2 separate regions of the Homo sapiens genome follow, and region 1 is linked to region 2. A link is a loop called in an ENCODE intact Hi-C map of the cell type or tissue named here. Cell type or tissue: B cell. All regions are shown on one strand. Each heading gives the region's core, and the rest is flanking DNA. Links, peaks and the distances in the headings are about the cores only. Region 1 overlaps IQSEC2 (IQ motif and Sec7 domain ArfGEF 2). Region 2 overlaps GPR173 (G protein-coupled receptor 173).

Region 1 (14,574 bases), core at 12,016-14,515, 250 kb after region 2:
CCTATAGTCCTTGTTTAACACAACTCACTGTACAGGTTCTGGGATGATAAAAATGATGTTGATGATGATGACAATGATGAGGAAGACTGCTATATACCTCAAATGAAATATTTGTCTATCACTTTTCAAATGTCTTTTTCAGGAAGTAAAGAGAAAAGTATCACTTCACATTTACATTTTGAAGAGAAGAAAGGCAGAGATTACAACCAAGAGAGCCTTGAATACCAGGCAGCACAGCGTGAACCTCATTCTGTAGTTGCCAGGGAGCCCCTGGGAGGCTTGATCCAAGGAGTGATGAGGTCAAAAGCTGCCTCCTTAGAGAATACCTTCCCTAACCTCATGCTCCTTTCAATCATAAGCAAATACTATATGTTATATAATCATAATAAAGTAATAAGCAGACTTTATTTGGGCCTTAGCATATTCTGCCTTATAATAATCCAAATAATCATAAAGTTACTATTTATTTTTCTTATTTTTTATTTTTTGAGACAGAGTCTCACTCTGTCACCCAGGCTGGAGTACAGTGGTGCAATCTCGGCTCACTGCAACTTCTGTCTCCCAGGTTCAAGTGATTCTCGTGCCCCAGCCTCCCGAGTAGCTGGGATTACAGGTGTGCACCACCACATCCAGCTAATTTTTGTATTTTTAGTAGAGATGGAGTATCACCATATTGGCCAGGCTGGTCTCGAACTCCTGGCCTCAAGTGATCCACCTGCCTCAGCCTCCCAAAGTGCTAGGATTACAAGTGTGACCCACCACGCCCGGCCTTATTTATTTTTTTAGACAGGGTCTCATTCTGTCACCCAGGCTGGAGTGCCGTGGCATGATCATAGCTCACTACATCCTTGAACTTCTGGGCTCAAGTAATCTTCTGCTCTCAGTCTCCCGAGTAGCTAAGACTACAGGCATACACCACCACGCCCAGCTAATTTTTTCATTTTTTGTAGAGATGGGGTCTTGCTATGTTGCCCAGGCTGGTCTCAAACTCCTGGCCTCAAGCAATCCTGCCTTGGCCTCCCAAAGTGCTGGGAGTACAGACATGAGCCACCATGCCCAGCCATAAAGTTACTATTTAGTTGCACCTACAGTGGTCCACAGTTGTACCTACTACTTTGCACAGTCTTCATAACTGTTGTGCAAAGTAGTTCTTCTCATTGTATGGATGCAGTCACTGAGGTACGGAGGAGCAATGTGACTTACCCAGACTCACACAGCTAATAAGTAGTAGAGCCGAGATTCAAGTCTAGGTTTGTCTGATTCCAAAACCAATGCTTTTAACTGCTACAGCTGCTGCTTCCTTCTGTCATCCCAGAGCCAAGTGGCACTTCATCTCCCATTCCAGCCTGCAAGCTTGGCCCCTCTCCCTCATCTGTCTCCTGTCTCCCCACCACACAGTGCAGCCCAAAGCCCCCCACCCCATGAACACTCAAGGAGCGCTTCTAGAAGAGACAATCATTCAAGGACGGAAAGGGGGAACACCAAAAAAGGAAGGTGCGGTTAGGCACAGGTATTGTAGCACAGATCAGCTGGGTACTACAATGACAGAGAGAGAGAAGAAGCAAAGGAAAACAGAACTAGCTCTCTAGCCCTGCCTTCTCTCCTCTCTCTGCTGGAGGCAGAGAGATAGAGGTTCAGCCATGATGGGAAAGAGTGGGCGGAAGGGGGAGCAGCTAGCACAGCCTGCTGTTGCAGAAGCCTCAGCTCAGCCTCCAAGCCCCCCCGAGTGCTTGGGGCCCATCTCTGGCCCACTTGCTCCCACCGCCTGGACAAAGAGGCTGGGCTGCCCTCCAAGCACCCAGCCAATCCCGGCAAAGCCCAGCTTACAGCAGACGGAGAGCCTCTCAAGCCACAGAGAGGGCACCCAGAGAGGTGGAGGGGCTGGCCCAGGGGTCCAGAGGGAGGCAGGGGCAGGGCTGGGATCAGAACCCAGGTGTCCGGTTCCTCGGCTGAGGGCTCGCTTGACTCCATGGTCTAGGCAGCAGAGGTTGAGGAAAGGGGTGCTCTGGAGGCCAATGGAGGAATGCTTATGATAAGGGCTGGGGCCAGAAGCAACACAGCTTGGATGACCCCAAATGAGGTCATCCAGGCTTGGCTATGTGGGGGGCCTACTAATAGTTTCCAGTTTCAGTCTGGGTTGAAAAAGCAAAACAACCATTTTTTAAAGTAGCTTTCGCCTTAGTTTCCACCTCAAGGGCATAAATGTTTATCTCCTCTCTCTCCCAGGACCCCACCATAATGAAAGTGAAGGAATAAAATAAAGTATGAACTCATAACAGGGAGGAGGATGGGAGAGGGTGAGATCAGTGGGTGAGAGATTTCAACAAATTTCTGGAAGCAAAAAAACAAACAGCAGGGTGTTCACAGTTGAGGAAGATCCAGGAACACCACTTAGGGGCTTGCAGCTGAGGAGGGAGACAGTCAGGCCAGCAGAGGCCCAGAGAGACTCCAGACTTGGAGATGGTAGCTGCAAGAGAGGGTAGGAGGAACCACGGCACTGGACACAGGGATAAATGGAAGGTAAGTATATGACATCCTTCCTTCCCTGCCACCCCAACCCCCAGACCTAGAACACAGGCCGCCTGGCATTCACCCGTAGGCAAAGTATCAGAGGGCTGCTTGCTAAAGGAATTAAACTATCTAGGATGAGTCAAGACACCTAGTGGCATGTTGGTGCCCCCAAAATAAAGTGCTATTCATTCTGGCCTTTGGGGATTATAACAACCAACTCCCTGCCAGCTCGCCAAAATGAAGCCAGTGAGTGGACAAGCAAGCCTGGATACATAGGCAGCTCACCACTCAGTCAGACTTTCTTTTTTTTTCTTTTTCTTTTTCTTTCTTTCTTTCTTTTTTTTTTTTTTTTTTTGTAGAGACAGGGTTTCATCATGTTATCATATTGCCCAGGCTGGTCTCGAACTTCTGGGCTCAAGCGATCCTCCCGCCTCAGCCTCCCAAAGTGCTGGGATTACAGGCATGAGCCACCACGCCTGGCTCAGTCAGACTTTCTATTAACTTATTCACATACCATAAAATAGAAAGTATGAGAGAAAAGGTAAGCAGCCTACAGGATCAACAGCCTACAGGAAGTTCAACACCCAACTAAGAGACATTCCCAAACAAGAAAACAGAGCAAATTAAGGGAAGGGAATGATCAAAGAAATAACATAAGGAGAGGGCCAGGTATGGTGGCTCACGCCTGTAATCCCAGCACTTTGGGAGGCCAAGGTGGGCAGGTCACTTGAGGTCAGGGGTTCGAGACTAACCTGGCCAACATGGTGAAACCCCATCTCTACTAAAAATACAAATTAGCCAGGCGTGGCAGTGCACACCTGTAATCCCAGCTATTCGGGAGGCTGAGGCAGGAGAATCACTTGAATCCAGCAGGTGGAGGTTGAGCCACTGCACTCCACCCTATGCAACAGAGTGAGGCCCTGTCTAAAAAAAAAAAAAAAAAAAGGCCGGGCACGGCGGCTCATGCCTATAATCCCAGCACTTTGGGAGGCTGAGGTGAGTGGATCACCTGAGGTCAGGAGTTCAAAACTCCATCTCTACTGAAAATACAAACATTAGCCGGGCATAGTGGTGGGCACCTGTAGTCCCAGCTACTAGAGAGGCTGAGATGGGAGAATCGCTTGAACCCGGGAGGCAGAGGTTGCAGTGAGCCAAGATCACGCCACCGCACTCCAGCCTAGGCGACAGAGCGAGACTCCATCTCAAAAAAAAAAAAAAAAAAAAAAAAGAAGAGACTTAGTCCTTCAAACTGAAAGGGCTGCTTGAGTACTATTCAGGGTGAATAAAAAACAGACCTTGTTCTGAATGCTGGTTACCTAGGTGTTTGGTTTGTAAAAAGTGACTATATCACTTGTGATATGGTCATATCACTTCTGATATGAGCACTTTTCTGTATTCATATTATATTTCGGTATGAAGTTTTAAAACAATCCTGGGAGTACAAAGGTTGTGTAACTGTGAGTAATGAGGTATAATTACAGTACACTATTTGGCCCTGCGATGACTAATAGTGACATAGTCATAATCACATAAACAGTGTACTGCCAGGTAATTTTTATAATCAATCTCTCTAGATAAAGCATTGAAAACATAATTATTTTTACAGAATAGAATGCAAATGTAATCTACATTGCTAGATACACAAGTACAGAACATAGAGACTGGGAGGTGGAAGAGGGGAAGGAGAGATGGAGGGAAGGATGGCACTAATAACTATGTCTTACAAAGTACGTGGTCAAGAGATGCTGTGGAAAACTGATGAAATAAGAAGTCAGTTTAAAATAGTACTTAATAAAGTTACAAAGGTAACTAATAGAGGAGCCCACACAATAATAAAACTCTCAAAATCTGGGAGGGGCCGGGCGCAGTGGCTCACCCCTGCAATCCCAGCACTCTGGAAGACCGAAGGATGAGGATCACTTGAGCCTAGGAGCTCGAGACCTAACTGGGCAACATAGCGAGACCCCGTCTCTAAAAAAAAAAAATAAATAAAACTTTGCCAGGTGTAGTGGCATGCACCTGTGGTCCTAACTACTCAGGAGACTGAGGCAGGAAGATTGCCTGAGTTCAGGAGTTTGAGGTCATAGTGAGCTGTGATCACACCATTGTACTCCAGCCTGGACCACTGAGCAAGACCCTGTCTCAAAAAAAAAAAAAAAAAAAAGTGGGAAGGAGTGTTGAGAAAGAGTCAGCTGTTGTAAATAAGCTAAATTATTTTGTCATGGTAGGAAAAAGTCAAGATAATGTTTAAAGTTGATAAATAGGAAATACCCATTCAAGCACGTTATTTAGAGATATGAAGTTACCGCCAGAAGAACTAAATGGGAAAAGTGGTTGCATCTGGGGCTGAGAAGCAGGGGATAGGAAGACGTCAGTTTTTTACTACATGAGTCCTTATGTACTACTTTGCCTTTTGAAAATTGTGCATGTGCATTGCTTTGATTTAGTTTGTCAAAACAAGCCCTTCTCTTTCTTTAGAACTCTGGCTTCCACACTGTAAATATGAAATGGGCAGGCTGATGATTCTGGGTGACATGAGGTCCTGTTCTCCAATATCTATGCTTCTTTTGAGAACAGGAGGTAAGAGAGGCGGGTGACGGGTTGGCCCCTCCTAACTAACCCCTTGGTTCCTCACAGCCATCCACACAGATACTGTCTTGGCTGCCCCAGCCTGCTCCACCTCTGGTCCTCTTCAAATCCCACCATCGCCAGTCCAGCCTCTTCAGCCTTACTTTCATTCAACTATTTACACCCATTAGTTATTTATACCTGCTTGAGTCACAAAGGATTTGAGGGTGCTTACTCCAAGAACACAGAATAGAAATTGAACTCGAAAATAAGTCCAAAAAAGAAATCAACAAAGATGCTAGAGCTATGCTTCAAATTAACTGGTGGCTGAGGCAAAAAGGAAGATACAATGAGCTATGACAGCCTCACATTAGGAAGGAAGAAATATACCAGTTTTCAGGGGAAGCAAAGCTTTGATTCGTTAAGTCATTGTCCATGGGAGATTTCATGAAAGAGAAGAAAAATGACTATTTACGGAGCACCTACAGTATCAGGGAATGCCATCGAAATTATCTATTTACGGAGCACCTACAGTATCAGGGAATGCCATCGAAATTACCTTGGCTAACCTTGAGAAATATGCCAGGCATGGTGGCTCACGCTTATAATCCCTGCACTTTAGGGGGCCGAAGTGGGAGGATTGCTTGAGCCTAAGAGTTCAAGACCAGCCCAGGCAACAGAGGGAGACTCTGTCTCTACAAAAAAAATTAGCCGGTCATGGTAGTGCATGTCTGTGGTCCAAGCAACTTGGGAGGCTGAGGTAGGAGGATCACTTGAACCCAGGATGTCGAGGCTGCAGTGAGCTGTGATCGCACCACTGTTCTCCAGCCTGGCTGATAGAAAGAGACCCTGTCTCAAAACAAGCAAGCAAGCAAACAAACAAACAAAAAACTTGAGAAATAGGCATAATAGGCATTGTTATCCCATTTTACAGAAAAACTAAAATTCAGAAAAGGTAAAATGACCTAGCTGAGGCCATCCTGCGGGTTGGGGTGGAACATAGATTCAAATCCAGGTCTGTCTGTCTCCAAAGCTCGTTCTTTATGTATCATATCATCGAGCCTCAAAACAAAGACACCCGGGGTAGAGCTGCCCAGCCCAAGGTAATGGGGATATACTAAAGACAGACACAGGTCCACCCTCTTCCATGAAAACAGAAAAACAGGGATGAGAGACCTGGCTGTCAGGCCAGAAACTGCCTCTGAGCTGCCTCAGTTACAGTAAATGAAGCCACGTAAGACAAAAAACAGCAGAAAGAAGGCTGGGCCTGAGCTAGGGGGAGAAAGAGAACAGCACATTTAAGAAAAGATGCACTGGGCGCAGTGGCTCACACCTGTAATCCCAACATTTTGGGAGGCCGAGGTGGGCGGATCACCTGAGGTCGGGAGTTCGAGACTAGCCTGACCAACATGGAGAAACCCTGTCTCTACTAAAAATACAAAATTAGCTGGGTGTGGTGGTGCATGCCTGTAATCCCAGCTACTCGGGAGGCTGAGGCAGGAGAATCCCTTGAACCCAGGAGGCGGAGGTTGCAGTGAGCCGAGATCGCGCCATTGCACTCCAGCCTGGGTGACAGAACGAGAGACTCCATCTCAAAAAAAAAAAAAAGAAAAGAAAAGAAAAGATGCTCTGAATGCTGGCATTCATACTAGGGTGACTCTTCTAATCAGCGTTCTCTTTTCTGCTCACACCCTGACTGGCCTTATACAAGTCCTTTCTCTCTCTGGGCCTCAGTCTTTTCATCTGTAAAATGAATAGCTTCAGTTGGATGATTTGTCAGAGTCCTTCCAACTTGTGATTTCTTGATTTCTATGCTGGTATTATTAAAACCCTACTGGTCATGAACGCTGCCACTCCTCTGAGCTTCCAGAGCAGGCTGCGCTCCCCTCCATCATCATCTTTCTCCCCACATAGGTTATCTCTACTCCCACTGCCCAAGCACAGGCCTGATCATCTCTCATCTAGACTGCTGTACCAGCCTCCTCCCTGGATACCCTCCAATCTATCTTCCAAACTGCCCTCTAGGGGGATCTCTCCAAAACGTGGCTCTTGACATGTTCTCCCACACCACAATAAGCACCTCTCCCCCAGTTTAAAATGCTACTTGGCCAGGCATGGTGGCTCATGCCTGTAATCCTAGTACTTTGGGAGGCCAGGGCAGGTGGCTCACCTGAGGTCAGGAGTTTGAGACCAGCCTGGCCAATATGGCAAAACCCTGTCTCTACTAAAAATACAAAAATTAGCCAGGCATAGTGGCACACGCCTGTAATCCCAGCTACTCGGGAGGCTGAGGCAGGAGAATTGCTTGAACCTGGGGCGGGGAAGAGGCTGCAGTGAGCTGAGATCACGCCACTTCACTCCAGCCTGGGCGAAAGAGCAAAACTCCGTCTCAAAAAAATAAAAACAAAAACAACACAAAAACAAAACAGCAGAAAGCTCCTGACGCTGCTAGTGAAGTGTCCTCAAGATGTGAGCCGGCCAACCCTCCAGACTCCCCTGCGAGTCTCTCTGTTTGTGCTCTAGTTTGTACTGAACTCATAAAAAAACAAAACAAACAAACAAAAAACCTCCCCATACACATATCCTGCTGGGCCCATACCTCTGTGTGTTTGCTCATGCTGGCCCCTCTGCCTTAACCTCCCTTTTGCCCCCAATTCCCACCAACCCACATGCTGTCCTTCTTCACCTAGCTAACTCAAACTCATCCTCCAAGCCTCAGCTCAGGTATCACCTCCTCCAGTAAGCCTTCCCTGACAGTCCAGGGTGATGTCTCTCCTTTGAGCACCTGTGGCCCCCTGTGCTCCCCTCTGGCATGACACACTGGATAGCACACTGCAATCGTCTATTTCCACCACCACCTTCTCCACCCAATTATGAGCACCTTGAAGCCAGGAACTATATACTAATCATAGAATTCTCTGCCTGTGATGGCACAAGGCATGGCACATCCTGGCATGCAATGTTCACTGGACTGACCTCTCTCTCTGAAATGTGGTGAGCTGCCACATGGTTTCTCCTCCTGTCCTCCCACAGCACAGAGCTTTACAGAGTTATTATTAATAATAATGGCTATCGCTGAGTAAACACATACTGTGTGCTCAGCGCTTCACCTACGTCATCTTATTTAATTTTCACAACCATCACAATGAGATGGGTTGTTTATGAATTGGCTGGCATATCAGATATACAGTTGTGAGAGATGCCTCTCAGATTTATAAGAAAATGTGGGGGAAGAGCCAAGTTAGGTACTTTTCATCACAGATATAATGACAATAATTCTAAAGTGGTTATATGAAGGAAAATATTGGTTTTATTCAGGTGAATGCAGTATGCTGTATCCTGGAATCCAGCAGGAAATCACAGGGCCTGGATATGCAGTCCTATCACTCCTTTAAAAAGGTATAAAAATCACATCGCTCCAACGAAATGCACTAGTGAAACATTAGTGAAATGGTACCTATTAGGTGATGATAGTGATACATTTACATCTAAAATGTTGGAGGAATAATCCTGATCAGCCGTGTAGCTCTGGCTTGTCATCTTTGTTTTGAAAGGGATGCGATGCATCGGTCTTTGCATTGTTGTGTGTTTGCCACATTCCGCCTCTAGGGGGCAGGGCAGTCTCATGTATTATTTTCCATTCTCAGCTTTCCAGCCTGATCAGGACCTTGATGTACGGTATGCCAGGCAGCCAGGAAATTTTCTGATACAATTTTTTTGAGGGAGGTAGGGGGCTGGCAACATGAATCTCATGCATCAGAAAATACAGTTTTATTCCTATTTACTACTTGAGAAAACTGAGGCTCTGAAAGTGAAGTGATTTGCCTAGAGTTACACAAAGTCCTTCCATGGCACCACACTTTCTCTGAATGCTAAGGTCCCAGAGAGCTTCAGCTACTAAGCACTGGGGAATGGGCTTCCCCGTGTAAATGCTTCCAACAGGCAGGCTTGGAGAGAAACCAAATACCATGAGGAAGTTATAGTAACTGGCAAATTATGTTGCCCTAAACGAGCTTCCCCAAAAGAGGAAGTAAGTCACTTACTAAGCATTCTTCCCCATGACCAATGTTTATGATCCTGCCAGGGAACACTGCAGTGAGTGAGGCAGAGGGGCCAAGTCTTATGTCAACCCTGAGATACCATGTCCAGCTCAGGGTCTGAGCTCAAGAAAGGTTTGATGGATAAATAAGCAACTTCCCACTGGGCTGAGTGAACTGCACACAGGTCCTGTGCAGGCCTCTTTGCTCCTTTCAGAACAGAAGACTTGGCATCGAGGGTCAGGACCACAGCCTGACATGGCAGGGAGAGATAATGATCAGCAGATTGGTCTAAATGTCTCCAAAGTCTCGTCCAAGTCTGCTACCTTGACATTCTATGAATCGGAAGGCTGGTGAGCGTGAGAAGAGACAGCAAAGGCCAAAATGGCTCCAGGGAGCATGAGAAAAAAGCCACAGAAAAGCCAAAAGAATTTATTTTTCCTTAGGGATGGGATCTCAATTTGTTGCCCAGGCTGGAGTGCAGTGGCACAATCATAGTTCACTGTAACCTCAACCTCCCTGGCACAAGTGATCCTCCCGCCTTGACCTCCCAAAGTGCTGGGAGCTACTGTGCCTACCCCAAGAGAATTCTGAAGTTGTCATTTCTTACTACAGGAGTCCTGGAAGGAAGAAAAAATTAGGTACCTTTGGCTATTAGTTCAGCAGGACTCAATCAGACATTCATTTATCTACTCAGTATTTATTAAGCAGCTACTATGTGCTGTGCTATGTGTTTCCAAGCTTTTAGCTCCTTCACTCATGCCCACAGCACCTAACACAGAACCTGACACACAAAATGCACTCAGTATATGTCAGTTAAATGTAAATCTGAAGGGGGTCTCAGTCTAACAGAGGGGACATGAGATGTAAACAACCATGAAGGAATAAAAAGGGGCAATGTGCTCATTGAGAGGGTCAAGGATAGACCAAACATCAGAGACACCAGCAAACAGACATAGGAGAGGTAACAGCTGAGTCCAGCCTGGGAACTGGGTACAGCAGCCCAAGAGAAGGGAACAACATGAGCAAAGACCTAGAGGCTAGCAGAAGGCCTGAGTGGGCTAACCAGGGGGGCACACGGGTCAGCCTGGCTGGAGCATAGTCTGTACAAAGACGAGAGGAAAAAGGCAAACTGGGGACAGATCCTAAGAAGACCATGCAGGGCAGGCGGAGGAGTTCTCAGGCCAAAGAGAGAGTGAAACTACTGGAGCTGGACTGCAGAACATGGTCTGGCTGCACCTCATCAGAGGCTTGATGGAGAGAGAGCAGGAGGGGCAATCTACTAGGAGACCATGGCCAAAATTCAGGGGGTGATGGTGAGAGGGAGCCTGCCTAGAGCAGGGGTCCTGGGAGCTCTGTTGGAGGAAGCTAGAGCCACATACCTGGAGTAGCTCTGATGTCTTTAAAGCCCACCTGCGGGAGGCAGCGGTGTACCATAGGTTTGGAAGCCAGACAGTTCTGGGCTCCATCTGCCTGAATAACCTCGGGCAGGTCACTGTACCTCTCTGATCCTTGTTTCCTTGTCTGAAAAAATGAAGATAATAGGCTGGGCGCAGTGGCTCATGCCTGTAATCCCAGCACTTTGGGAGGCAGAGGTGGGCGGATCACCTGAGGTCAGGAGTTCGAGACCAGCCTGACCAACATGGTGAAACCCCGTCTCTACTAAAAATACAAAAATTAGTCGGGGGTGGTGGCACGTGTTTGTAATCCCAGCTACTCGGGAAGCTGAGGCATGAGAATTGCTTGAGCCCAGGAGGTGGAGGTTGCAGTGAGTCAAGAGTGTGCCATTGCACTTCAGTCTGGGCAACAAGAGTGAAACTCATAAAACAAACAAACAAACGAACACACCCATCTGACAGGGGCTCTGTGCAAATGAGGTAAGAAGTAGTGCTCCAGGGTGGGTTAGAACACTGCGGACCCTGAAGCCCAACTCCCTGGGCTCCTCCAGCTCCTTCACAGTTCTGCCACTTATTCATTGAGTGATCCTGGGTATGCTATCCAACCTTTCTGGGCCTCAGTTTCCTCATCTGTAAAATGGAGTTAATAACAATATCTACACGAGAGGATTCATGTGGAGATTGAATGAATTAATACATGGAAAGCGCTTAGAACAAATAGTGCTTAGCACACAGTAAGAGCAGTGAAAAAATGTTAGCTATTATTACATAAAGTCACATAGCGTGGGGCCTGGCAGAAGGCTGAGACTCACTCGGTACACGTGTGGCCTCTTCCCCATGCTCCAGGCCTTTACTCTGCGCCCAGCAAATTCAGAGACCTTGGTAGGCAGGGGTGGGACAGATGAGGAAAGGGCAGGCAGCAAGTCTGGTCTGACGTCTTCCTCCCAGCTGCCACCTCCATGAAGGGACCACTCACATTCCTTCCATACCCCTCATCCCTCACCCACCGCCCAGGTACTCAAACAGCAGCCTGGCCTGGCCTGATCCCTCCTTCCTCTGAGAACTTCCACTCCTCACCATTCTTGCCACTCATTTTGTCCTGAGTGTTGCCTCTATGGCATGGCTAGGCCTGCAACCCTGTCTCCCTGGATGGAGGGGAGCAGGGGTTCTGCAAGCGCTAAGAGTGCAGTGTTTGCTCAGCCTCGTGGCCCCTCCTGCGCTGTGCACACAGCCAAGAAATGTTTGTAGATGATAACAACCCCATTCTTGCCCCAGATCTAGATAGAGAAGCAAGACTCTCATTCTCATTAAATTCAACATTACCATTTCCTCCCACACGAAGATAATGCTCACAACACAGTGGGAGGGAAGATAAATGGTTTTCCCTCCTGGGAAGGAGAGACACCCCCTGGGAAAAGTACCCAAGACCCCAAAGGAGAGACTTCCCTGAGCCTCTCCCTGGGCTCACTGTCTCACGTGCTGTCTCTCAGTGGCCTTAGCCCCTGCGGGGAGCATGCTGACATCCCACTGCAAGCAGACGACAGCATGTGGTAGACCATACACTGCCCTAGCTGTCAAGAATACCACGTTGGGCCGGGCGTGGTGGCTCAGCACTTTGGGACGCCAAGGAGGGAGGACCGCTTGAGCCCAGGAGTTTGAGACCAGTCTGGGCAACACAGAGAGACCCCGTCTCTGCTTAAAAGAATTGGGCGGATAGCAACTAGAAGGGCCAGCCTGGTGTTCCTTTTTTGCAATTATTGCTCACTGCAGCCTCAAACTCCTGAACTCACTTGAGTAAGCTATGTTCGCAACACTGCACTCCAGCCTGAGCAGCAGAGCAAGACCCCTGTCCCAAAAACAAACCAAAACCAAAAAAAAAAAAAAAAGAAAAAGAAAAAAAACACCACCAGGCCAGCCCCTCTAGTTGCTATCTCCAAGTGTAAGCCAGCTTGCAGGGTGGATGGGGGTGGGGGTAAAGGAAGGAGAGTTGCCACCATACCAGCTTCAGCCCACCACCGCCTACAGCAGAGCCGGAGCTGGGCCCATGCAAAGAGCGTGGGAAACGCAGCTCTTCAGCGTGGAGCAACTCAGCAGGGGCCCCTAGCACTCCTATATATCACTCTAGGTGGCAGGACTGCAAGGGGGCCAAGCCAAGATCAACAACAAAAGCAGAGCTATTCTCTAATCAACCAGGCTTGGGGGGGTATGTGGACAATTCCAGGTAAAAAGACCTGAGCATTAGTCAGGACCAACGACTAAAAAGCAAGCAAACAAAACCTTCGCGTACAGAGGACCCAGGACCAAAAGGAGACAGGGACGCATCTCACTCTATCTGCACTAGAAAGGCCACACCCTGAGCACAGCAGAAGGGATACTGGCATCCTGGAACCTGTCCAGAGGGGACGGTGCAGGAGGATATGGGAATCCTGGGTGGATGACATGGATGGGGGTGGACATGACAGCTGATGTCCAATGCAGTAGAGGGAAAGTTCACAGGATTGGGAGTCTGTCTTATGAGTAATGTAAGCTCTGGTGGGCTTCACTTCTCTGATCCCCCAGTTTCTTCTGCTGTAAAATGTGGATCGTGGTGACAGAAGCACGGGATCATTGGGAGGACTAAAGAAAGTCCCTAGGCACAGCGGGGCCCCCCCAACAAGCTGCAGCTCGGCCCAGGCACCACTCTCCCCTCTTCCTCCACCAGGGGGAGCCTGGGGACCAAGAGAGCCCAGCCTGTACCCGCTCTACCTAGCCTCCCCCAATGCTGCAGCCTCTGCTGCTAAACTCCCACCCTGCCTGCCCTCGCTTCCAGCGGCTTCTCACCCACTCCTTACAAACCCAGAACAGACCTAGCAGGGGAGTCGCTTGCAGCAGCAGCAGTGACAGCAATGGCTACTGCATCAACAGGCCCTCCTGATGCCAGGCCAGGAGGGAGAGTGGAAAGGAGGGAGACAGAGCCTTCTTCCCTGCCGCTGTCAACTCCCCACTCATCCCAGACTCATCTCCTCCTGCTCAAATCCTCTAGAGACCTAAGGCTCTCCTGGCCTCTCCTAGCTCAGTGCCAGGCCAGGTCCTGAGGCTAAGAGACTCCTGTGGGTTGGAGAGCTCTAGAGAAAAAAATACCAGGCCTTGGAGACAGGAAGACTTGGGTTCTAGTCCCAGCTCCATTAGCAACTAGTAGGGTAACCTTGAGTGAGGTCCCTTCATCTTGGAGCCTCAGTTTCCCCATCTCTAAAATGCAGTTGCCAACACTCACTGCAGAAGGCTTGTTGTGAAGTCAAAAAGAGGTAATAATGGGTGTGCAAATAGTTAATATATGGTCAGGAGAGAAACTTAAAGTACTACCTAAACCCCTTTATTAATCCAGTAGGAAATGCAAAGCAAGGAAACGCAACAAGCAACCTGGGGGGGTTCACAAAAAGAGGGAAGGACCAAGAGGTAGGCCTGCACGGATAGCAGAAACATGGAGCTCAGGAGCAAACAGGCAACCAGTCAGCCAAGAGATTCAGACCAATGTCTGCAGGGTGGAGAGCCAGAGTCATGGAATCCCATAACTGGGGACGACCCAGGTCATTTCACTGGGCTTTCTACCTGATTCAGGAATCATGCTTCCTCCAGTTCTCCCAGACTCCCACCCGAGCTCCGCTGAGAGCTCCAGGTCCATCCAGCTCCCACCTCCACCTCTCGAGGCAGTCCACTGCACCACCAGAATGCCAGGTTGGAAAGTTCTTCCTAATCTATCTCAAATGTTCCCACTGTTTCGGGTTCTGCTCACTGAAGCCACACATAATGAGTCCGCTCCCTCTGTCACAGGCCTGACCCCTCTAGAAAAGTCTTCTGCAGCCAGGCTCGACCATACCCCATGCAGTCTTCCTCTGCCCCCGGCCCACCATGACCCTCCCTGAATGGACCTTGGTCTACCTCTGTCCCTCTTCCAGTGTGGCGCCCCAAGGCACACAGTCGGTCCTCCCGGACTGAGCTCGCAGCAGCCCTGCCTGGGCAGGAAAGCCCATTTCCTTTGCCCCCAGACTCCTCAGGGGCAGTCCACACTAAAATTCAGCTTA
Region 2 (14,574 bases), core at 8,180-10,679:
TCTTTTTTTTTTTTTTTTTTTTTTTTTTGAGTTAAGGTCTCCCTCTCTGTCACCCAGGCTGGAGTACAGTGATGGGATCACAGTGTCACAGCTCACTGCAGCTTCAACCTCCTGGGCTCAAGCGATCCTCTCACCTCAGCTCCCCGAGTTTTTGTAGAGATGGGATTTGGCCATGTTGCCCAGGCTGGTCTTGAACTCCTGGGCTCAAGCGATCCACCCACCTCAGCCTCTCGAACTGCTGGGATTACCGTGCCCAGCCAACATTAAGTCTTAAAGCTGGAGAATGATCTTTGACTCTGCGTCCTGCATCTTGGGCACACTAGAGCTGGGCTGGGCCCCCAAGGTCTTGAGCAGCCCTGCCCCTATGGCTTTGCTGGGCTCAGTCCACCCAGCAGCTCTCATGGGTTGAAGTCTCATGCCTCCAGCCTTCGCAGGCTGGAGTTGCACATTCGTGGTCCTGTAGTTCTGTGGTCTTGGGACAGCCCCACTCCCACAGTTCCACTAAGTGTTGCCTTAGTGGGAGCCCTCTGCAGTGGCTCCATCCCTATGACAAGTCTCTGCTTGGTTCCCCAGGCTGTCCATGAAATTCTTTGAAATCTAGACAAAGGAAGCCATGGTTCCACAACTCGTGCATTCTGTGTGCCTACAGAATTAGCACCATGTGGACACCATCAAGGTTTACAGGTTATACTTTCTGGAGCAGCAAGTCGAGCTGCACTTGGGCCTGCTTGAGCCACAGCAGGGGCAGCCAAGGGGTACTGCTCCAGAATTGAAGGAGCAGAGTCCCAAGGTGGCACAGGGCAGCAAATGCTCAAGTCCTAGGGGTACCTCTCTAGAAACCTTGCCCTCAAGATCCTAGCTTGCCTCAAAGGCCTCTGAATAGAATCTGGCTTCCTTCTACCCATATTAGTCTCTTTAGCAGTCTCTTGGTCACACCCTTAGTATTCTCTCCCCAACATGCTTTTGTATTTTTTACATGGTCAAGCTGAGAGTTTTCCAAATCTTTCTGTTCTGCTTCTCTTTTAATTATAAATTCTGTCTTTAAATCGTTTTTCTCTCATTTTGCTGTACATAGCCAAAAGTAGTCATGTGGCATCTCAAACATTTTGCTGCTTAGATATTTTTTCTGCTATATATGCTAGTTTATGACTCTTAAATTCTGCCTTCCACTAAGTCCTAGGACATGAACACGATTCTGCCAAATCTTTGCACGCATATAACAAAGGTGGCTTTTATTCCAGTTTCCAATACCTTATTTCTCATTTCCATCGGAGACCTCATCAAAATGGCCTTTACCATCCATATTTCTGATCATGGGATTAGAAACAAAGCTAAGGAGCCTAAATCTCCTTAGGGATTACTTAAGTGGTCATGATCAGAACCACTTGGCAATTACATTTTTAACACATGAAATCAGAACTGATCATGGCCACTTAAGTAATCCCTAAGGAGGTTTAGGCTCTCCCTATAGCACTTGTCTTCTTCTGAGGCCTCACACAAAATCACCCTTAACCCTCTATTTATGGCTTTACAGGCTTTTTCTAGCCTGCTCCTCCATATTCTTTCAACCTCTACCCATTACCCAGTTCCAAAGCCACTTCCACATTTTCAGGCATTATAGCAACAACCCCATTCTTGGCACCAATCTTCTTAGTCCATTTCGCGCTACTATAACAATATTTGAGACTGGGTAATTTGTAAAGAACAGAGATTTTAGGCTAGGCGCAGTGGCTCACACATGTAATCCCAGCGCTTTGGTAGGCCAAGGCGGGAGGATTGCTTGAGGTCAGGAGTTCAAGACTAGCCTGGCCAACATGGTGAAACTGCATCTCTACTAAAAATACAAAAATTAGCTGGGCATCCTGGTGGCAGGCCCCTGTAGTCCCAGCTACTTGGGAGGCTGAGGCACAAAAATCACTTGAAACCGGGAGGCAGAGGTTGCAGCAAGCCTAGATCATGCCACTGCACTCCAGCCTGGGTGACAGAGCAAGACTCTGTCTCAAAAAAAAAAAGGAACAGAGATTTTATTTTATTTCTTATCATTCTGGAGGCTGGGCTGTCCAAGATCATGTGGCTACATCTGGTGAGAGCCTTCTTGCTGCATCATCCCATGGTGGAAGGCAAAAGGGCAAGAGAGCATGTGCACGTGACAAAGAGAGAAGGGAAGTGGGTAGAACTCATCCTTTTATCAGGAACCCGTTTCTGTGATAACCAACCCACTCCTGTGATAACAGCATTAATCCATTTATGAGGGAAGAGTCCTCATAACCTCATTACCTCTTAAAGGTCCCACCTGTCAACACTGTTGCATTGGGGATTAAGTTTTTAACACATGAACTTTAGGGGACACATTCAAACCATAGCAGACCATAACTTTTAAATTCACTAATGTGAATTTGTAGTGGTCAACATCCATGCCCACTTCTGATCAAGTCATAAGTGGTTTGATTTATTTTATGGTCCTTTGATTCATTTATGGTCATTTTAATCTTGACTTGGCAAATCCACTGGTGCTGAGCATAGATCTTCTACATCAAGTTATTGTGTTTCTTGGTAAAAGCTCAAACAAAGGAAATGAAGTAAATAACAATTGGTAGTTTTGACACAGATATAAACTTCTATTGTGGCCTGCCAGTTTTTGATCTTGGAAAGCATGTTGTTGAAGGTAAGACACATTCCATGGAGATTGCTCACACACAACCCAATGTTTGACCTAATGCCCTCAGTAATTAGCTTGAATGTATGAAATGTAGCTGCATGATTCTACAGGTCAGCAGAGCTGACCTCAAAAACACAAGCTTTGGGGTCATCAGATAACATTTTGGTTTCTCAGAAGCATCAGGTGCAGTTACTAGTGTTGAGTATGGCTGGTGCTTTCACACCATACCCACCTTTCTTAAGAAATGGAACAACTGCTTATTCGTGCCTTCCTTTTCCACCTCCCTTTTATAATTCTCTTGTTCTTGTCATGGCCAGGCAGAGACTAAGGTTTTGTGCTTGAAATAGCTGCGTGATCTTTTCTATCTTTTGGTAGTCACCATCAACAGGAAATTGCTAGCCTAAGTAAGTTGCAGCAAATGGTCAAAGAGTATTTTTTAGTGGGTTAAAACTCGTTTCTCGACAAATATTCAGAATTTGGATAATTTGTAGTGTTTGAATTTTGTGCTTCAAAGGGAGGATTCTTTTTTAAATGTAGCATCTCTTTCTTTTCTTTCAATCAAATATGAAATTTCTTGTAACAAATGCAGGCCAGGTGCGGTGGCTCATGCCTGTAATACCAGCACTTTGGGAAGCTGAGGTGGGAGGATTGCTTGAGCCCAGGAGTTTGAGACCAACCTGGGCAACGTGACGAAACCCTGTCTCTACCAAAAATACAAAAATTAGCCGGGCATGGTGGCGCGTGCCTGTGATCCCAGCTATTCAGGAGGCTGAGGTGGGAGGATTGCTTGAGCCTGGGAGGTTGAGGCTGCAGTGAGCCATGATCACCTCACTGCACTCCAGCCTGGGTGACAGAGTGAGACCCTGTTTCCAAAATAAATAAATAAATAAATGCTCACAAATTGAATGCAACAGAAAATTTTCATTTTGTGTATCTTAAAATAATGATGAAGCTTTTCCCCTAAGTGAATGCAGACATTGCTCTACTTACCCTAATAAGTCTTCTTTAGTATTCAAATTGCAACACCAAGTAAACATCACCCAGGGAACCATACTTGACTTCACATTTCCTAAGTTGAAGTTTTGCTTCGAATCCATAAACTCTGTCAGTAGTCTTCACGCTATTCTTTAGTGTCTTTAACATTTTTTATGTAACTTTATTCGTGTGCAAAAAAAGCCATTTGTTGAAGCCAGTAAACATAAAATCTGTGCCTGAGCTCAGAAGTTCGAAATCAGCCTGGGCAACATGGTAAAACCCCGTCTCTACTAAAAATACAAAAAAAAGAAAAATTAGCTGGGCATGGCAGTGTGCGCCTGTAGTCCCAGCTACTTGGGAGGCAGAGGCAGGAGAATCGCTTGAACCCAGGAGGCGGAGGTTGCAGTGAGCTGAGATTGCACTACTGCACTCCAGCCTGGGCAACAGCGAGACTCAAAAAAAAAAAATCTGAAAAATGAGAAGCATTCACAAAGAAATGTTGCCATGTTTCTTTTACCTCATTATTATTATTATTACTATTATTTTTACCAAATCTCTACACATTTGGGTTTAAAACAACACGGAAGGGTGTACTGATCCCAGTTCCTTACAGAAAGCTGAAAGGCAGGTGGGAAATGTCTTGGATTTAATTACATTCATCTGGCATAATTTACTGTGGAAATGAGACCTATAGACAAACTTACAGGTGAGGGCTCCTCAGTAAATGAATCTCAGAGTTTTCCAAACAAACTGCTGTTGTAAACAGCAGCATCTGTCCACAGACTTATGGAGTTTCCACAGTATTTCAAAGTATTCATGTATCACTTTGAATATTTCAAACTTAGTTTATGTTGGTGCTTCTTGTACTTCTCTTCAAGTTTCTAACTAGTACTGTAAACTATGCAATGTCAACACCCATAGATGCATGGGTAGAAAATGAAAACCTTTCTGATTGAACATCTAAGTTAGTGTCATCTCAATGCCCTTTGACCTGTCACCAGTGTATCTCCTAACAGCAATAATTGAACATGGCCCCTTTCCTATTCCCTTTACCTCATTGGTCTTAAAAATAGTGTACACAATTTCCCTGCACACCGCTAACCTGTGAGATTCTACTGGGAGGGGCATCTTAGCTTTACTTGTTAATCATACAACCCTGTCACTAGCCGGTTGAGCTCCAGCTAAAAATATTCTAACCCATCTCATAAAAGATCCCAGTTTCTCAATTTGCACTGCCAGATGCTTTAAAAATTCCAAATCTTTCTATTGAAGGGGTCAGCAGACCTCTGTGAGTTCTGAAAACTGATTTTTCTCTGCATTCTTAAGAAAGCAACACTCTGGCGGGGCGCGGTGGCTCACGCCTGTAATCCCAGCACTTTGGGAGGTCGAGGCGGGCGGATCACGAGGTCAGGAGATCAAGACCATCCTGGCTAACACAGTGAAACCCCGTCTCTACTAAAATACAAAAAATTAGCCGGGCATGGTGGCAGGTGCCTGTAGTCCCAGCTACTCGGGAGGCTGAGGCAGGAGAATGGCGTGAACCTGGGAGGCAGAGCTTGCAGTGAGCCGAGATCGTGCCACTGCACTCCCGCCTGGGCGACAGAGCGAGACTCCATCTCAAAAAAAAAAAAAAAAAGAAAGCAGCACTCTGAAACAAAGTCATAAAGCAACTCAATTAAACTATTGTTGGGCTTCATTCATTTATTGACAAATATTTTTATGTAAAAACAAAAGATAGTAAGTATGAAATCCCACCAGGAATCAGATTTGGTTAATTTTTAGTATCAAATACCAATCACAAGTAAATCAATCAATAAACCAAGAAATGATAAAAATGATATTGTCGTAATATTTTTAAAAGAGTCTTGACCTTTTAGGAGTAGATACTGAAATACTTAAGGATGAAATGATATAACAGATATGCTTCAGAATACTGGGAGTGAGGGAAGTGGGTAGGGTTATAGGCAGAATGAGACTAGCTATGAGTTGGTAATTGGTAAGTCTGGGCAATGGATCCACTGAGATTCATTACAGTATTCTCTTTACTTTTTAATGTTTGAAATACTCTATAATAAAACTTTTTTATAAAAAAGTAACAATCAGAAAAATAAAATAATACTGTTCTCTTTAGAAACACCTAATACTATACTATATAATAGTCCACATAGCAACAATCATACAATGCTTCTATTTTTTCTCTGTTTCTTGGTGATAAGACAGCCCTCCTATTTTTGTAGAAGAAAGAAACTTGAGGAAAAATAAGAAGAAAATCAAATTAAAAGAAAAATAGGCGGGGTGCAATAGTTCATGCCTGTAATCCCAAGACTTTGGGAGGCTGAGGCAGGAGGACTTCTTGAGCCCAAGAATTTGAGACTAGCCTGGGCAACATAGTGAGACTGCATCTCTACCAAAAAAAAACCTTAAAAAATTAGCCAGGCATGGTGGCACATCCCTGTAGTCCCAGCTACTCTGAAGGCTGAGGTAGGAGGATTGCTTGAGCCTAGGAGGTTGAGGTTCATGCCACTGCACTCCAGCCTGGGTAACAGAGCGAGACCCTGTATAAATAAATAAATAAATAAATAAATATTTTTCATAAATGAAGGCTAGGCGTGATGGCTCAGGCTTGTAATCCCAGCATCTTCGGGGCCTGAGGCAGAAGGATTGTTCGAGCTCAGGAGTTTGAGGCTGCAGTGAGCTATGATTACACCACCGCACTCCAGCCTGGGTGACTGAGCGAGACCTTGTCTCTTTTTTTTTTTTTTTTTTTTTGAGACAGAGTCTCACTCTGTCACCCAAGCTGGAGTGCAGTGGCATGATCTCAGCTCACTCACTGCAATCTCCACCTCTCAGGTTCAAGCGAGTCTCCTGCCTCAGCCTCCGGAGTAGCTGGGATTACAGGCATGCACCACTACGCCCAGCTAATTTTTGTATTTTTACTAGAGACAGGGTTTCACCATGTTAGCCGGGCTGGTCTCCAACTCCTGGCCTCAAGTGATCATCCCGCCTCAGCCTCCCACAGTGTTAGGATTACAGGCGTGAGCCACCGTGCCCAGCCGACCTTTTCTCTTAAAAAAAAAAAAAAACAGAAAAGAAAACAAAAACAAACATTGTCCACATAGGTATAGGCCAAACTCCAAAACCTCACTGATGATAAACTAGCAAAGTAATAATCATACTATCTGGAATGTTTCAACGGGAAGTGATGAAAACAGTTACCACCTCTCTTTGCACATGGTTGCTCTGGAGCCATTCTTGCTCTAGCCCTCTGCTGTGGTAGGAGCCTACCAGCTGGGCAGCTCTGCTCGTTTGTCCACTTACAAGTGCAAGAGTTAGCTGGTCTCTGCACATGAGCAGGTTTGGCTCCAGCGGTATACCTGTTGCAGGATGTGTATGTCAGTTAAGTGTATCTGTGTGTGAGCAAGTTTATATGTGTACACATGTTTGCCCATGTGTACTTGTCTTTGTGTGTGTCTGTATATGTACAATATGCAATTTTTATCTTTGTGTTTGTTTGCGTATTGCTAAAGTGTATGAGTGTGCCTTTGTGTGTGTGTGTTGGAGCTGTTATAAGTCTGTTCATGGGTGGGAGTGTATATGTGAATGGGTGTGTGTGTGTACATATACCAGGATATACATATTTGTGTTGGTGAGCACACCTAATCTATGTGAGAGAGTTTGAATCTGTCTCTTTGTGTTAGAGCATGTGTGTGTATATGTGGGCAGTTTTTTACTTGCCTGCTTTTTTCTGGGTGCATATATATCTATAGGTCTCTGAGGGGGATTCTATGTACTATACCTGTGTGTGTATGTGTGTGTGTATACACACACATGGTAGGGTTCAAGTGCGTGTCAGCCTGCTGGCATATGTAAGTAACTTTGAGTGTTAATATCGTGACAGTGTTTATCTATGTGACAATATTAATATACAACTTTGTGTATATCTGTGTTGTGTCTGAATATGTGGGAGGATTTGAATCATCAGCTATATTGGGTCAATGAGTATATATATGTCTGTGTGAATGAAAGTATATGTGGGTAAGTTTGCTTGTGTGTACCTATCTGTCAGTGTTTGAGATCTCGTTCATCCATGTGTGTGTTAGGGGAGTTACAAAGGTGGTTTTGTGGACCATTGCATGTGTGTGAGTGTGTATCTGAGTGTGTCTGTGTATGTGAACAATTCTCAGCCCTCTCATATCCAGTGCCCTCTTGTACATAACAGATATTTTGTAACACCCCTTTACTGTCTGGAAATGAAGTTCTTAGGAATATAATCTCTCTGCATATGTAATTTTTTTTTGAGATGGAGTTTCACTCTTGTTACCCAGGCTGGAGTGCAATGGCACTATCTCGGCTCACTGCAACCTCCACCTTCTGGGTTCAAGTGATTCTCCTGCCTCAGCCTCCCGAGTAGCTGGGATTACAGGTTCGTGCCACCACGCCCAGCTAATTTTGTATTTTTAGTAGAGACAGAGTTTCACCATGTTGGCCAGGCTGGTCTCAAACCCCTGACCTCAGGCGATCCACCCGCCTCAGTCTTCCAAAGTGCTGGGATTACTGGTGTGAGCCACCACGCCTGGCCCTCTGCACATGTAATTTAAAAAGAAAATCCATATTTTATACAATATCCATTTTGTATTAACTATAATACAAATAAGAAATAAAAGAAAAATGATTTATAAGAAAACGATTTGTATTTCAATATGTAAATGCTTGGGCATGACACTCCCCAGGAGATTCAAGGAAGTGATTAGAGGCTCCCAATGTCTTTTTTTTTTTTTTTTAGATGGAGTTTCGCTCTTGTTGTCCAGGCTGGAGTGCAATGGCGCAATCTCAGCTCACCACAACCTCCACCTCCCGGGTTCAAGTGATTCTCCTGCCTCAGCCTCCCCAGTAGCTGGGATTACAGGCATGTGCCACCACGCCCTGTTAATTTTGTATTTTTTTATTTTTAGTGGAGACGGGGTTTCTCCATGTTGGTCAGGCTGGTCTCGAACTCCGTGCCTCAGGTGATCCGCCCACCTCCGCTTCTGAAAGTGCTGGGATTACAGGCGTGAGCCACTGTGCCCGGCCCCCAATGTCTTATACTGGGTAACTATGGATTTAGGAGAAGGGGAAACATCAGAGGCAGGACGTGCAGGAAAATGACAGGCACAGGCCTTGGAGGTGAGATTTTCTAAAATAGTCAACAACTCTAAGGAAAGCTCATCCCAAACCAAAGTGCAGCCTCCTCTTTACTTACATGACAGCCACGTTCCTGGATAATTCGGGGTATGTTAAAATCAAGAGAAAAAAAATGGTGTTTATCTGTGAAATAGATTCTAAGTTCACTTACTTAAAAGTCCAAAGTCCTAGAGGATGCGGGACATGTTGGCTGCGTGGGACTCTCCCCCATATTACTGGATGGCCAACATCCTCCCCGACTCCTAAATGTCAGAAGGACACCCTACACCCCAGCACTGTGGCCATCAAAAATGCTCCTACACAAATTTCCAAAATGTCCCCTAGAGGGCAGTAACGCCTTTGTTGAGGACGAAGCGCTGGCGCTCGGAGAGGGTACACTGTGTACCTGTGTGAACACGGCAGAGTACAAGATGTACCTCTGCCTCCGTGTGCGTGTGTGCATATGTGTGTGAGTGCGTGTGCGTATGTGTGAGTGTGTGTGTGTATGTGTGTTGCATGCGTGCGCACGCGTTCCTCATGCAAGAGCGGGTTGCTGTCTGAGGGTGTCCACAGCAGTAGACCGTTTATGGGGGGATGGGGTGTGCACGTGTCTGGGCTCGAGCAGGTGTGCGTGTGTTCTGTGTTTGCACGCGTCTTGAGCCTCAGCTGGGCCCGGGCTGCAGCTGCCAGTCTGCGGAGGAAAACCCTCTCCTCACTTGTTTGTAAAATGTCCCGAGCTTTCCCAGGGTTGTGTTTGTTTGCTGCTATTGTTTGGGGGGGATGTGGGGGGTTTTGTTTTATCTTTAGCTTTTGTTTTCACTGAGACTCAGGGCTACGCATTATCCACCTTCTCGGTCTTAGCGTGGCTCTCCGTGTCTCCCTCTCTATCTCCATCTTTATTTCTGTCTCTCTCTCTATCTCTCTCCAGCTACCCTCTCTTATCTCTGCCCCACCCCACCCCGTCTCTATTTTTCTTTCTTTCCTGGCGTTAGCCCTCTCCCTCTCCCTGCTCTCCTTTTCTCTCTCTTGCTCTCTCTCTCTCTCTCTCTCTCTATTTCTCTCCCTTCTCTGTCTGGCATGCTGGTTTCTGTGTGTGCCTCTGTCTCTTTTTTCTCACTCTCATTTTCACCCTTCTTCCCCTTTTTGTCTCTCTCTTCCTCTCTGTATGTAAGGATCTCTCTCCCCTTTCTCTGTTTCTCTCTCTGTCTCTTTCTCCCTCCTGTGTCTCCGTCTGTCTCTGTCACACACACCTCTCTCTCCTTCTCTCTCTCTGTGTCTCTCTGGCCTCTCTCTTACATTCAGTCTCTGTCTGTCTCTATCCCTTTCCCTCTGCCTCCCCTCAAGGTAAAGGAGAGAGAAAGAGAAAGAGAGAGAGAGAAAGAGAGTAAGTGTGTGTGTGTTTACATTCACCCAGCTGCGGGCTGTTCCACAGTCTGAGGGGGCTGTCAGGCCTTGAAGGGCTGAAAGGGAGCCCACCAACCCCATTTCTGCTCAGCCCCTGCCCTAGCACTTTCTAAGTACTAGTTTGGCCTCCTGTCATGGGCTCTGAGATTTCAGGGTGCCATTAAAAAGCCTGGCTCGGGCGCAGTGGCTCATACCTGTAATCCCAACAATTTGGGAGGCCAAGGCGGGCGAATCATTTGAGGTTACAAGTTGGAGACCAGCCTGGCTAGCATCACAAAACCCTGTCTCTACTAAAAATACAAAAATTAGCCGGGTGTGGTGGTGCGTGTGCTTGTAATTCCGGCTACTCGGGAGGCTGAGGCACAAGAATCACTTGAATCCGGTAGCCGGAGGTTGCAGTGAGCTGAGATTCTGCCACTGCACTCCAGCCTGGGCAACAGAGGGAGACTGTCTAAAAAAAAAAAAAAAAGGCCGGGCACCAGGTGGCTGTGGCAGGCCAGGCTGGATTGAGCTGGAAAACCATGCAGAGGGGAGACTTTTCCTGGGAGGGAGGGAGTAGGAAGACATCCACTCAAGTTCCACCCCCTAATCCCAGCCCAGCCCCAACAATCATCCTGAGTTTCCCCAGTTTCTGCCCAATTGCCTCACTGCCTTCCCTCTGGGACCTGTGCTGTTACCTGGTCACATCCCCACACTCCCGGAGCTCTCCTCTTTCCTGCAGCTTTGCTGCGCTGCTCTCACCACCAGATGTACCCCCCAGGCTGCTGTTGTAGCTAATCCTGCCTGGATGTCTCCAGGGCACCCTCTCTGACCCACAGCCCCAGCCCATTTAATCCCTCAATCAATTCATTTGATATATTGTCACTGAGAGCCTACCATGATGTGCTATGTAGTGTTCTTTCAGAGGAGAGTCAGTGAGTCTTTAACTCCTGCCTTTGTGGAGCTTTCATTCTGACAGGACAAGGCAGGCAATAAACTAAAATTTAAAAGTAAATTATATATATAAAATTATATATATATAATTTTTATATATTTAAAAAATTTTATATATATAAAAAAGTTTGTATATATAATTTTATATATATAAATTTATATATTTTATATATAATTATATATATATTTATATTTATTTATATATATATAAATATATATTTATATATAAATATAAATATATATTTATGTATATTTATATATAAATATATATTTATATTTATATATAAATATACATAAATATATATTATACATAAATATATATTTATATATAAATATATAAATATAAATATATATTTATAAATATATAAATATACATGTATATTTATTTATATATAAATATATAAATATACATTTATATAAATATATATAAATATACATGTATATTTATTCATATAGAAATATATATAAATATACATGTATATTTATTCATATAGAAATATATATAAATATACATTTATATTTATTCATATAGAAATATATATAAATATACATTTATATTTATTCATATATAAATATACATTTACATATAAATATATATAAATATACATTCATATATATTTATATATAAATGTATATTTATATATATTTATATATATTTATATTTATTTATAAATAAATATATAAATATATATAAATATATATTTATATTTATATATAAATAACTATATAGATTTATATATATTTATTTATAAATAACTATAAATATAGATTTATATATATTTATTTATAAATAACTATAAATATAGATTTATATATATTTATTTATAAATAACTATAAATATAGATTTATATATATTTATTTATAAATAACTATAAATATAGATTTATATATATTTATTTATAAATAACTATAAATATAGATTTATATATATTTATTTATAAATAACTATAAATATAGATTTATATATATTTATTTATAAATATTATAAATAAATATATAAATATATATTTATATTTATTTATTTGTATTTATATATAAATATAATTATATATAAATATATATAATTTATATATAAATTTTTATATTATAAAATTATATATATATAAATATATAGTGTGTTAGAAGAGAGAAATTCTAGGAGGCAAAATAGGGAGAGTGGCATGGAGGGGGCATTATCTGTCACCTGGATTGCTGCAGGGGCCTCTGAGTAGTCTCCCTACTTTTAATACACCCCACATGACCCCTGCTCTTCACAACGGCAAGCGGGATTCTGTTCCATCCTAGATCATACCACATCTGGCCTCTGCTCAGAATCCTCCCGTGACTCCCATCTCATTCAGAGGAAAAAGTTCTCGCCACGGCCTCCCTGATCTGACCTCACCACCTTTCTGACCTCACCTGCCACCACATTCCCCTGACTCACTGTGTTCCACCCACAGTGGCTTCCTTGCTCTTCCTCAAATATGCCATGTAGAGTCCCACCTCAGGGCCTTTGCTCTGGCCGTTCCCCCTGCCTGGACTTCTCTTCCCCGAGATATCCGCATGACTCACTCTCTCACCTCCCTTAGGTCTGTGCTCAGATGACACTTCCTCCGTGAAGCCTCCCCTGTCCACCTCATCTAAAACTGCAGCATCTTCCCCACCCCTAGCACTTCCTATCTTCCTTCCCTCCTTTATGTTTATTCTTAGGAACTTGTCATCATCTGACATACTATACTTCACCCGTGTCTCTTCTTTGTTATCTAGAATGTCGGTTCCACAAGGGCCGGGATCTTTATCTGTGTAGTTCACAGCTGTATCCCCAATACCTAGAACAGTGCCTGGCACACAGATGCTTGATAAATATTTTTTCAGTGTATGAATGAATATGCACAAGCATCCCTACATGTTTATATTCACACATACTTGCCTCCTCACCTAAAATAAAAACCAAAGTCCTCATCGTGGCCCACAACCCTACACAATCTGGCCCCAAGGCATCTCTGCGACTTCACCTTCCACCACTGTCTCCCTTGCTCTCACCGTTCCTGCCTCACTCGTCTTCCTGCTGTTCCTCAAGCACACTAAACACATTCCTCATCATGAATAAAGAAATCTATTAAGTGAGTGGTACCAGCATTTTAAGAACACATGAAAGAGAATAAAAATGAATGGGGTACATTGCATACAGGTTCAGTACTGTTTTGTGAAACTTTTGGTTGAGCTGTGTGTGTGCGTGCATGTATGTGTAGCGGGTTGTGATGTAAAATGTATTTTTTTACTGTGGGTGGCAGTAAAAAAAAGTCTGAACACAACCTTAGAGCTTTGCAAAAGGGGAGAAGAGCTGCACCAACATCCCTGCCCCACAGATCCACCAGTGGAGGAAACAGGTAACCAAAGACATCCAAAGAAATGCAGCATCCTCACCTGACAAGGAGCGGGTAGGAGCAGGAGTGGCCCAGGGGCAGGGCCTGGCACCAGCCAGGGCATAATTGGGGAGGGCTCGTAGACACACTAACCCTACCCTTTCTGTTTCTTCCTCATCTTTCCTTTCCATCTGTTTCTCATGGTCTCCTGTCTGTCTCTCTCTCTCTCCCCTCTTTCTCTCTCCTCGCTCTTTCTCATCCCCTCCATTTCTGTGTCAATCTCAATCCATTTATATCGGTGGCCACTTTTCTATCTCTTTGTTCTATCTCTCTCTCTCTCTCTTTCCCACTTTGTCTCTGCACGCCTGTTGTGTTTTTCTGCCTGTCTCTCTCTTGCCCTCATCTCTCTGTCTCTCTCTTGCCCTCATCTCTCTGTCTCTCTGTGTCTGTGTCTCCCCCGCTCATTCCCATTTGCAGGTGCAATGTAGCAGGACAACTCATGGAGCCCCCCCGGGCCCATCGAGTACCGGACTGGCTGACCCCCTAGGGTTGGCAGTAGCCCCTGACCCTCAGTATGGCCAACACTACCGGAGAGCCTGAGGAGGTGAGCGGCGCTCTGTCCCCACCGTCCGCATCAGCTTATGTGAAGCTGGTACTGCTGGGACTGATTATGTGCGTGAGCCTGGCGGGTAACGCCATCTTGTCCCTGCTGGTGCTCAAGGAGCGTGCCCTGCACAAGGCTCCTTACTACTTCCTGCTGGACCTGTGCCTGGCCGATGGCATACGCTCTGCCGTCTGCTTCCCCTTTGTGCTGGCTTCTGTGCGCCACGGCTCTTCATGGACCTTCAGTGCACTCAGCTGCAAGATTGTGGCCTTTATGGCCGTGCTCTTTTGCTTCCATGCGGCCTTCATGCTGTTCTGCATCAGCGTCACCCGCTACATGGCCATCGCCCACCACCGCTTCTACGCCAAGCGCATGACACTCTGGACATGCGCGGCTGTCATCTGCATGGCCTGGACCCTGTCTGTGGCCATGGCCTTCCCACCTGTCTTTGACGTGGGCACCTACAAGTTTATTCGGGAGGAGGACCAGTGCA

The links. Peaks named below come from ENCODE experiments on the same cell type or tissue, not always from the same donor. Only the 100,000 strongest peaks of a DNase experiment are listed, where the experiment ranks them.
Region 1: it touches region 2 in a loop (5-fold over the local background); 3 of 110 quality-filtered maps call a loop at or near these places.

Annotation. Positions count from the first base shown.
Region 1 is chrX:53,304,449-53,319,022 of GRCh38, forward strand. All of the region lies in intron 1 of IQSEC2 (IQ motif and Sec7 domain ArfGEF 2), which reads right to left. Among named protein-coding and RNA genes, the nearest start is that of IQSEC2, 9.6 kb to the right of the region's middle. RefSeq lists silencers at 13,138-13,187, 13,198-13,297. In B cell, for the core only: CTCF peaks have their summits at 13,199 (motif pointing right) and 13,400; a DNase peak (open chromatin) is centred at 13,223; H3K27me3 peaks cover 1,283 bases.
Region 2 is chrX:53,062,571-53,077,144 of GRCh38, forward strand. It overlaps GPR173 (G protein-coupled receptor 173), which reads left to right. Exons shown (of 2, transcript NM_018969.6): 2 at 13,955-14,574. The coding sequence starts at 14,052. Among named protein-coding and RNA genes, the nearest start is that of TSPYL2, 13 kb to the right of the region's middle. RefSeq lists an enhancer at 8,915-9,416. In B cell, for the core only: a CTCF peak has its summit at 9,126 (motif pointing right); DNase peaks (open chromatin) are centred at 9,311 and 9,991; H3K4me3 peaks cover 1,193 bases; H3K27ac peaks cover 1,308 bases.